Linked DNA regions of Homo sapiens: region 1 is linked to region 2. Evidence: chromatin contacts called from ENCODE Hi-C or POLR2A ChIA-PET data. All regions are on one chromosome and are shown on one strand. Each heading gives the region's core, a stretch centred on a gene start or an enhancer-like site at or near the end of the contact. The rest is flanking DNA. Distances are from core to core; before and after follow the strand shown. Region 1 has its middle 14 kb from the start of DEGS1. Region 2 has its middle 63 kb from the start of WDR26.

What was found. A loop is a pair of places that touch in the nucleus more often than their neighbours do. ChIA-PET counts read pairs that join two places held with the same protein, here RNA polymerase II (POLR2A). Pooled maps may share reads with other maps.
Region 1: a map with no recorded cell type shows a loop between it and region 2 (25-fold over the local background). The contact joins two enhancer-like sites. A Hi-C loop is called at or near these places in 1 of 37 single-sample maps with no recorded cell type and 10 of 50 pooled maps. POLR2A ChIA-PET finds 5 or more read pairs at or near these places in 3 of 52 experiments (activated CD4-positive, alpha-beta T cell and activated naive CD4-positive, alpha-beta T cell).

Annotation. Positions count from the first base shown.
Region 1 is chr1:224,166,612-224,171,426 of GRCh38, forward strand. No RefSeq gene overlaps it. Among named protein-coding and RNA genes, the nearest start is that of DEGS1, 14 kb to the right of the region's middle. RefSeq lists enhancers at 2,510-3,479, 3,480-4,449. Within about 2 kb of position 2,525, at least 9 of the 41 ENCODE cell types and tissues checked have a DNase peak (open chromatin) inside an H3K27ac peak, as active enhancers do.
Region 2 is chr1:224,495,267-224,500,357 of GRCh38, forward strand. It overlaps a transcript of CNIH3 not described here. Among named protein-coding and RNA genes, the nearest start is that of WDR26, 63 kb to the left of the region's middle. RefSeq lists enhancers at 2,539-3,068, 2,794-2,993, 3,069-3,600, 4,976-5,091. Within about 2 kb of position 3,050, at least 30 of the 41 ENCODE cell types and tissues checked have a DNase peak (open chromatin) inside an H3K27ac peak, as active enhancers do.

The DNA.
Region 1 (4,815 bases), core at 1,275-3,774, 330 kb before region 2:
TTTATGACAGTCCCATAAGATTATACTACCATATTTTTACTGCTTCTTTTCTATGTTTATGTGTTTAGATACACAAATACCACTGTGCTACAAGTGCCTACAGTATTCAGAACAGTAACATGCCATACAGTTTTGTAGTCTAGCATCAATAGGCTGTACCATATAGCCTAGGTGTATATAGTAGGCTAAACCATCTAGGTTTGTGTAAGTAAACTCTATTATATTCATACAACAAAATCACTTGATGCATTTCTGAGAGCACATCCCCATCTTTAAGCAGTTCATGACTGTACTGCTAAGTAGTGGCATGCATATGCATAAAGAAACTCTAGGCCGGGCACGGTGGATCATGCCTGTAATCCCAGCACTTTGGGAGGCTGAGGGGGGCAGATCACTTGAGGTCAGGAGTTTGAGACCAGCCTGGCCAACATGGCGAAATCCCACCTCTACTAAAAATACAAAAATTAGGCAGGCATGGTGGTCTGTGCCTGTAGTCCCAGATACTCAGGAGGCTGAGGCAGGAGGATCACTTGAATCTGGGAGTCAGAGGTTGCAGTGAGCTGAGATTACACCACTGCACTCCAGGCTGGGAGAAAGAGTGAGATTCCATGTCAAAAAAAAAGAAAGAAAAGAAAAGAAAAAAAAATTCTAGAAAAATGCACAGGGAATCAATAACAGTGGTTATATTTTGGGGTTTGACAACATAACAACAGGAACAGGAGCTGGGAGGAGCTTATCACTAGACACCTGTATGTTTTTCTATTTTTTTTTTGAGACGGAGTCTCGCGCTGTCGCCCAGGCTGGAGTGCAGTGGCGCGATCTCGGCTCACTGCAAGCTCCGCCCCTCGGGGTTCACGCCATTCTCCTGCCTCAGCCTCCCGAGTAGCTGGGACTACAGGCGCCCGCCGCTACACCCGGCTAATTTTTTGTATTTTTAGTAGAGACACGGTTTTACCATGTTAGCCAGGATGGTCGCGATCTCCTGACCACGTGATCCGCCTGCCTCGGCCTCCCAAAGTGCTGGGATTACAGGTGTGAGCCACCGCGCCCGGCCATGTTTTTCTATTTTTAAACCATGGAAGTGTATTCAACAATTAAACCAGCTGCTATAGACTGAAAGTTTGTGTCCCCGCAAAATGTATGCCTTGAAGCCTAATCCTCAAGGGGAGGAGACTAGGAGGTTGGGCTTTGGGGAGGTGATTATGTTCATGAGGGTGAAGTCTTCATGAATGGGGTTAGTGTTCTTTTAAAAGAGACACCAGGCTGGGTGCGGTGGCTCACGCCTGTAATCCCAGCACTTTGGGAAGCCGAAGCAGGCGGGTCACCTGAGGTCAGCAGTTTGAGACCACCCTGGCCAACATGTGAAACCCCATCTCTACTAAAAATACAAAAATTAGCCAGGCATGGTGGGGTGCACCTGTAGTCCCAGTTACTTGGGAGGCTGAGGCAGGAGAATTTCTTGAACCCAGGAAGCAGAGGTTGCAGTGAGCTGAGATCATACCATTGCACTCCAGCCTGGGTGACAGAGCGAGACTCCATCTCAAAAAAATTAATTAATTAATTAATTAATTAAATAAAAGGGACCTCAGAAAACTCCTTCACCTCTTCTGCCATGTGAGGTTATAGCCAGAAGACGGCCATCCACGAACAAGGAAGCAGCCCCTCACCAGATACTGAATATGCCAGTGCCTTGATCTTGGACTTCCCAGGCTCCAGAATTTTTTTTTTTTTTTTTTGAGACGGAGTCTCTGTCACCCAGGCGGGAGTGCAATGGCACGATCTGGGCTCACTGCAACCTCTACCTCCCGAGTTCAAGCGATTCTCCCACCTCAGCCTCCCGAGTAGCTGGGATTACAGGCATGCGCCACCATACCTGGCTAATTTTGTATTTTTAGTAGAGATGAGGTTTCTCCATGTTGCTCAGGTTGGTCTCAAACTCCCGACCTCAGGTGATCCACCCACCTCAGCCTCCCAAAGTGCTGGGATTACAGGGGTGAGCCACCACGCCCAGCCTAATTTTTGTATTCTTAGTAGAGACGGGTTTTCACCATGTTGGCCAGGCTGGTTTCGAACTCTTGACCTTGTGATCCATCCGCTTTGGCCTCCCAAAGTGCTGGGATTATAGGCGTGAGCTACTGTGCCTGGCCAGACTGTTTTCTTAAAAACCAAAAGCCTGGGAAGAAAAACAAAATATCTTGCAAATGTATTCTCAATCCCAGTCAATCCCCTGCAAAACTCAGACTCTGGAAGAATGAAAGCTATGCGCTCTTTTCTCCACTCATTCATATTGTTGGCTTCACACAGATAGAAAAAGCTACTTCATCCTGCAGAACTGCTCTATCAGTTCATGGTGTTTTCCTGGATCCTGGACCCCTGCCTTCCCCACCATGAGTCACCTCTGGATCGAGTCCATCTTCTATTTGGGATTTGGAACCAGACAACCTTTGTCCCTTTTTAGCCTCTGCTGCACTCTAAGCTGTGTGATCTAAGACACGTCACTCACATTCTGGAAGTATTCGCTTCCTCATACATGAAATGGGGGAAATTTCTCTAACCATAAGCCTGCGGTTTTGATTTCAGTGCTCACTAGTTCAAGACTTTTCTTCTTGCCTATGCCCCTTCACCCTCTTCCTTTGTCAATTTCCTTTTTCATAAGCTGTGGCTGCTGGTGAGTAAAATAGTCATCTGAGTACAACTGCTTTTGCATGAGCTAGACTTGGAAGGGTGCAAATGGAAGCAGATTCATTTCTTCTCAGTAACTGCTCTTTTAGACTGTCCTGTTGCATTGTTCTGCCCTGATCCCAGAAGGAATCTCAGGCAGATCCCAGAGCCTTGTAGACTCTCCTGGTCACTAACAAATTAATCACCTTTATCCAGTTATTAAAAAATCCAGCCCGATCCGAAGAAAGACTTTATTGTCTCAATTGATTAAAGCTTCTTTCCTCTTTTTTTTCTCTTTTTTTGAGACGGAGTCTTGCTCTGTCGCACAGGCTGGAGTGCAGTGGTGCGATCTTGGCTCACTGCAGCCTCCACCTCCCGGGTTCAAGCGATTTTCCTGCCTCAGCCTCCCAAGTAGCTGGGATTACAGGTGCCTGCCACCAAGCCCAGCTAATTTTTGCATTTTTAGTAGAGACGGGGTTTCGCCATGTTGGACAGGCTGGTCTTGAACTGCTGACCTCAGGTGATCTGCCTGCCTTGGCCTCCCAAAATTCTGGGATTACAGGCATGAGCCACTGTGCCCTCCCGCTTCTTTCTTCTTTCTGTAAGTCAGGCCTGAGTTGGACTTCGGAGAAGCTTTGAGTTGGGCTTCTCCTTTTCAGTGGAGAAGGGCAGGAAGGAGGATGTCTTCCATTTATTCTCTTTGCTTTTCCTCCTCCCCCTCCTGCAAGACTCTCTGCTGTCTAACTCAGTGGGGAGGAGAGACAGAATAAAGAAAAAAAATCTGCATTACTGGTATGGTTGGAATCTGTCATGTGTGTCTCTTGGTTGAGGCAGAGATCACACTTTGGGGCTGTTTTCCCCAAGGCATTTTCCACTGTTGTTGTTGCTTTCTTTTTCTTTTTTTAAGAGATAAGGTCTTGCCCTATCACTCACTACAGTCTTGAACTCCTGAGCTCAAGTGATCCTCCTGCCTCAGCTTACTGAGTAGCTGGGACTACCATGCCTGGCTAATTATTTTTATTTTTGATAGATGCAGAGTCTTGCTACATTGCCCAGGCTGGCCTCAAACTCCTGGCCACAAGCGATCTTCCTGTCTTAGCCTCCCAAAGTGCTGGAATTACAGGCATAAGCCACTGCTGTCAGCCCTCCATTGGTTTTTAAATAATCTCCTCACGGGTTACCTTCACCATGAATTTTTCTTCCAAGTTACCATACAGCTGACTCATAGGAACCCCTCCTTAGCCCTAGGTATCTGGTGGTAAATGTTCTTTCAAAAAGAAGCATTAGGATGCATGACCTATGAGGCCATAGACAGCAACCAAATCTAGCCCTTGTCAAACGGTTACACATCTGGTCCACCTATACCTGATCAACCTGGCAGAAAAGCTACTATCAGCAGAGACCCTCTGTCCATACTCAGTGACCACGGACAGCTTCTGATTTCCCCTCACCTTTAGGCATGCTCAAGTCCAAGTCAGGTACCAGTCCCTGTGTCTCTCCAAACACAAAAGTCAAGTTGGAGGAATGGTTCTGAGAAACTCTTCACTTGGCTGTAATTAACAAAGCAACAGTTCCTTCTGCCACCAGAGGGTGTGCAGCAAGGATGGGCAGCACAACCTGCTACCAACTCTCTCTAAAGAAATTCTTTTCTCTTTTTTTTTTTTTTTTTTTGAGACGGAGTTTCACTCTTGATGCCCAGGCTGGAGTGCAATGGCGCAATCTTGGCTCACTGCAACCTCCGCCTCCCAAGTTCAAGTGAGTCTCTTGCCTCAGTCTCCTGAGTAGCCGGGACTATGGGTGCGCACCACTGCGCCTGGCAAATTTTTGTATTTTTTTTAAAGACAGGGTTTCACCATGTTGGTCAGGCTGGTCTCAAACTCCTGACCTCATGATCCGCCCTCCTCAGCCTCCCAAAGTGCTGGGATTACAGGCATGAGGCACCACACTCAGACCCCTTGCCCTCATTTTTGACAGATAGTTTTGCTAGACACAGATCCTTGGTTGATAAGTTTTTTCTTTCAGCACTTTGAATACGCCATCCCACTGCCTTCTGGCCTCCACTGTTTCTCATGAGGAGTCACCTGTTCATCATATCAGGGTCTCCTTTTCGGTGATGAGTCATTCTTCTCTTGCTGTTTCAAGATTTTCTCTTTG
Region 2 (5,091 bases), core at 1,800-4,299:
TATTGTCCTTCCTATGGCAGAAGGAGAGGGTCCCAGGACATGCCTTGTATATACCTTGAGTTTTGTCAATCCAATATGATTTTTTACTACAAGATCAATGGGAAGGTCTTGTATCCTTAACTACTTAAAAATTGGACTTGTTTCCTTCCTGGAAAAAAACGATGAATTCATTCGTTCATCAAATATTTATTGCCCTGCTAGGTGTCAGGCTAGGTGCTGGGGATACAAAGCTGAGCCAAAATAGTCTCTACTTTAATGGAGTGTTTGTGTAGCTGGGCATCAATATGAATGAATCACTCCATAGATGCAGTCTTACAGCAGTGGTGTCACAAAGACGCTGATGCAGCTGTGAGGGCTTAGAGGAGAGGATTTTACTGCTCCAAGGGGTCCTCCTGGAGGAAGTGATGCTGAGCTGAGATCCCAGGAGGAATGGGCATTCACCAGGGGAAGGGCATTTGCTATTGGAGAGAAGTGGCTGGAGGAGGGGGTCGGGGAGCAGCAGTCCATGTGCAAACTCTCTGGGCAAGAGGAGCGGGCTGAGTGTGGGCATCATGGCTCACTCCTATAATCCCATCACTTTGGGAGACTGAGGCAAGAGGAACCCTTGAGGCCAAGAGTTTGAGATCAGCCTGTGAACACAGTGAGACCCCATCTCTGCAAAACACAACAATGAAAAAGGCATCTGTGAGCTATCCGTGGGCAGAGAGAGCGCAACTAAGCAGTAAGATATGCTCTTTTCATGTGGAGTGAAACATAATCTGGGAAGTGAAAAATTATTCAAGATCTCATGTAGTGGCAGAGACTCAGCCCCTTGTCCTCCCAGCTGCACGAGTCTGTTGTCTCAGCCTCTCTGCCAGCCCAGCAGTTACTGAACAACTACATGTCGTTCTCAATACCCTAGAACTTCTGCTTCCTCAGGGCTGCTGCTTGCTGCCTCCTCTCTTGTGTCTCTTGGCTTATACCAACCACCATCCACTCGAGGAGGGTCTAATTGATCCATTCCTGCCTGAGGAGACTGTGGGGAGAACTTCCATGTCTGAGCACTTTCTGTGCTGCTGGCTGTCCCGTGGGCAGATGTCAACTCCAGTCCATTCAGCTCTGGCCCACCTAACTAGTGTTGCTGATGACACCCCTTCTGCTACCACCATCGCTCCTGCTGCTGCTGGGGCCTCCATGTTAGCCTGATACTAGGAGAGCAAGAAACTGAAGCCTCCTGATTTTCTCTTCCAGGTGGTATAGCAGTATGAGCACAGGCCAAGCAAGGCTGGCCTTGAGATGAGGAGGCCAGATGGTCCCTGAATCAGGGTGGTTTCAGCATGCCCAGGAAGGTGCTGCTGCTTCACAGACAGGTAGCGACTTATACTTAAGAAATTGTTTACAGTGAACAGGATGGGTCCCTTCCCTCAAAGAGCACTCCATGCAGTTGTGGAAACAGACTCAGTGTGACGGGTACAATACTACAGGTGGCATAGGATATCATGGTGGGAATACTGCAAATCCTTATTGAAAACAGGCATATTATAAATACCTTGTAATGAATGCAATACCATAGCTGATACTCATTTCTTTTAGACTTACCTATGTTTTCAGATATATAAAAACTCTAGGAATTCCCAAGGTAATTGAAAACATATGTCCACACAAAAACTTGTACAATAATGTTCATAGCAGCGTTATTCACAATAGCTGAAAGGGGGAAGCAACTCAAGTGTTCTTTGATGGATGAATGGATAAACAAAATGTGGTATATCCATACAATGGAATATTATGCAGCCATAAAAAGGAATGAAGTACTATTATATGCTACAACATGGATGACTCTTGAAAACATGCAGTGAAAGAAGCCAGTCACAAAAAAACTACATTTTATGATTCCATTAATATGAAATGTTCAAATAGGCAAATCTATAGAGACAGAAAGTAGAGGAGTGGTTGTCAGGGAGAGAGGCATAGGGAGGAATTGGGAGTGACTGCTAATAGGTACAAGATTTCTTCCTGGGGTGATGAAAATGTTCTAGAATTAGCTAGTGGTGATGTTTGCACAACATAGTGAATATACTAAAAACCACTGAACTGTATACTTTAACAAATGATAGATTTTATGTTTACTTTAAAAAATGATAGATTTTATGTTATGTGAATGATATGTTGATTTTTAAAGTCTAGGAATTAATCAATTATACTGTGATGGAATATGATATTTTAAGTCAGAAATTTACTTGTGGCATCATCTTCACTGTTCATCTGTAGAATCAGGAGAAGTGATGTTTCCTAGGTTGCTGTGAAGATTAGATAAGATAATGCATATGACAGACTTAGCTGCAAGAATATGGGTTGGGAACCCTTTGTTGTTATAGATGCATTTCTAAAGCAACTTTTTTTATGTGTTGCTGTTTGTTGGAGCCCTCCAGGAGGATCTTGGCACTGAGAGAAATCCCTAAACTAGAGTCATGGCTGAAGAGTGCTGAACACTTCCTGCACTGCTGGCTGTATGGTGGTCAGATGCTCCTGACTATGACCCTGCAGTGAAGCCCGGATCTGGGCAAAACTGAGAAGTAGTTGACACTTGCATCTCTTTCCTGACTGTCTTTTCTGGCCTGGTAGTCTTTTGGGTTATAATTCAGCATCTCTTCCATCTGCATGTCTCAAGTGATTAGTATTTTCCAAAGTGAGCTCATCACATTAATCATATTAGGGTATGAGCAGCCCTTTTAAGCTGTATTTGTATCTTACAGGAAGACCAGAAAAGCTCAGAAGGAGGAAGAATCTTCAGGCACTGTGCAAAGGGAGGGCAGGGAGAGGGGGAAGTTATTCTGCAGCAGCAGTGCCTTCCTGGGCATCCTGAAACCACCCTGATTCAGGGCCCATCTGGCCTCCTCATCTCAAGGCCAGTCTTGCTTGGCCTGTGCTCACTGCTGCCACTGCAATGCCATCTGGAAGAGAAAATCAGGACAATGGCTTCAGTTTCTTGCTCTCTTAGGATTAGGCTAACATGGAGGCCCCAGCAGCCCCAGCAAAAGCAGCAGTGATGGTGGTGGCGGTAGGGGTGTCATTAGCAACACTAATGAATCACTGCTGGGCCCGGTTCTCTTCTCTGACTCAGCTTGAAACTTCTTTCAGTTAACAGGAAGCCAGTAACCAGTAAAGTCAAAAGCTTATATGCAACTCTCTGGATTGGAAACCACTGGGGTGTTTTTTAAGCTTCTATTTCTAAAATAAGAAGGGAAACCAATGGACAGAAGCTTCCCTGTCTTCTTTGATGCAGATAAACTATGTTGGTAGAGGGTGATTGTGAGCTGGGGCCCTTGTTTCTTATGAAACTAAAAAATTCTACATGAGTTTACAAAAACAGGAAGCTGGCAGTGAAAGCTATTGGAATTATGTAAATGAAACAGTCAGTTTGGAATGCAGGTGGGAGTGTGCCTGTGGGAAAGAATGGAGAATGCATCAGAACACGGGCAGCCAGGTTACCATGCGCTGCTTCAGCACAGGGGAAGATGCGGGGGGCAAGGAACCTTCACTGCCCTGGCGTCATCAGCCCAGTGCTGCAACAGTGCAGCAGAAAGGGCAGCGGGGAAAGGCGACAGGAAGAGGAATCAAGACACTTACATTGCTCTAGGAGAGATTCGCATTTTTTTGTGGATCTGAGGATGGGAGCTCTGGGAGCTCTGGAGCCTCTTCCTGTCCGCAGGCACTGCAAAGCTTTAGCACACCAGTAGCTCCCCAGAGGGCTGGGAACCCATGCCAGGACTGGCACCCGCTCCGGGAAGGGGTGCTGGGAGTGCCATGATTTAGATCAGTGATTCACAAACTTTTGGTAGTGAAGACACTCCGTTAAAGCTTATTGTTTTGGGGTTGTATCCTACTCCCCGCCTTTTAAAAATGTTAGTTAAAAATTTAAATTAAAATGGACTTTGTTTTAAAATTAAAAATTTCCTGTTGTTTGAAGCTTCTATGACAACTGGGTAGCCTTCTGAGGTATTGTAATACAGTATTAGGATTTGGACTCTCTGCTGTATACACTAAGCTCTTAAGGGTGAAGGGCAGGCCATTGGTTCTGATAAGAAGAGAGGTTGCCATAGGTATCTCTGCTTTCTTACTCTTCCCCACTCCAGGCCATGTGGACATCTGGAGATATTTGATAAAATGTCCTTTACCAGCCGAGACTCATGACTAATCAATCGTTGTTTTTGTTGGTTTGCTTCTAATCCCTCTCCCTTCCAGTCTATCTTTCATCCTGCCATCAATTTCCTAAAACAGATTTGATGTGCCACCTCCCTCCTCAACAGTTTTCAATGGGATTTCCTACTGCCTGCATAAAGTCTAATGCCTTAGAATGGGGCAAGGAAAGCCTTTCATGATTTAACCCTCTAATACCTTTCTAGTTTCAATTTTTTATAACTCTCTATTTCGGGTCATTTTTTGAACATCAAGAAACTGAAAAGCATAGCTCAACTGCCTTATACAATACACGCCGTTATTTGCTTCTGGGACAAAAGAAGTCTAGAGTCAGCTGACTGGGCACTGTGGCTCACACCTGTAATCCCAGCACTTTGGGAGGCTGAGGCAGGAGGATCGCTTGAGGCCAGGAGTTCAAGACCAGCCTGGGCAACATAGCGACATCCTATCTCTACCAAAAAAAAAAAAAGAAAAAAGAAAAGAAAAAGAAATCTAGTGTCAGAGTGGGGCTTTGGGTAAGGCTCAACAATTCCCCAAGGATCTAATTCCTTTCTTTCTTTTTTCTTTTTTCTTTTTGAGACAGGATCTTACTGTGTCTCCTAGGCTGAAGTGTAGTGGCACAATCATGGCTCACTGTAGCCTTGACCTCCTGGGCTCAAGTGATCCTCCCACCTCAGCCTCCTTAGTAGCTGGGACTACAGGCCTGCACCATCAAGCCTGACTAATTAAAACAATTTTTTTTTTTTATAGAGATAGTGTCTCCTTATGTTGCTCAGACTGGTCTCTTGAACTCCTGGTCTCAAGTCATCCTCCCACCTCAGCCTCCCAAAGTGCTGTGATTACAAACTGAGCCACTGTGCCTGGCCACAATTTCTTCCTAATTCTCATGGTCCCAAAATGGTTGCCAGCAGC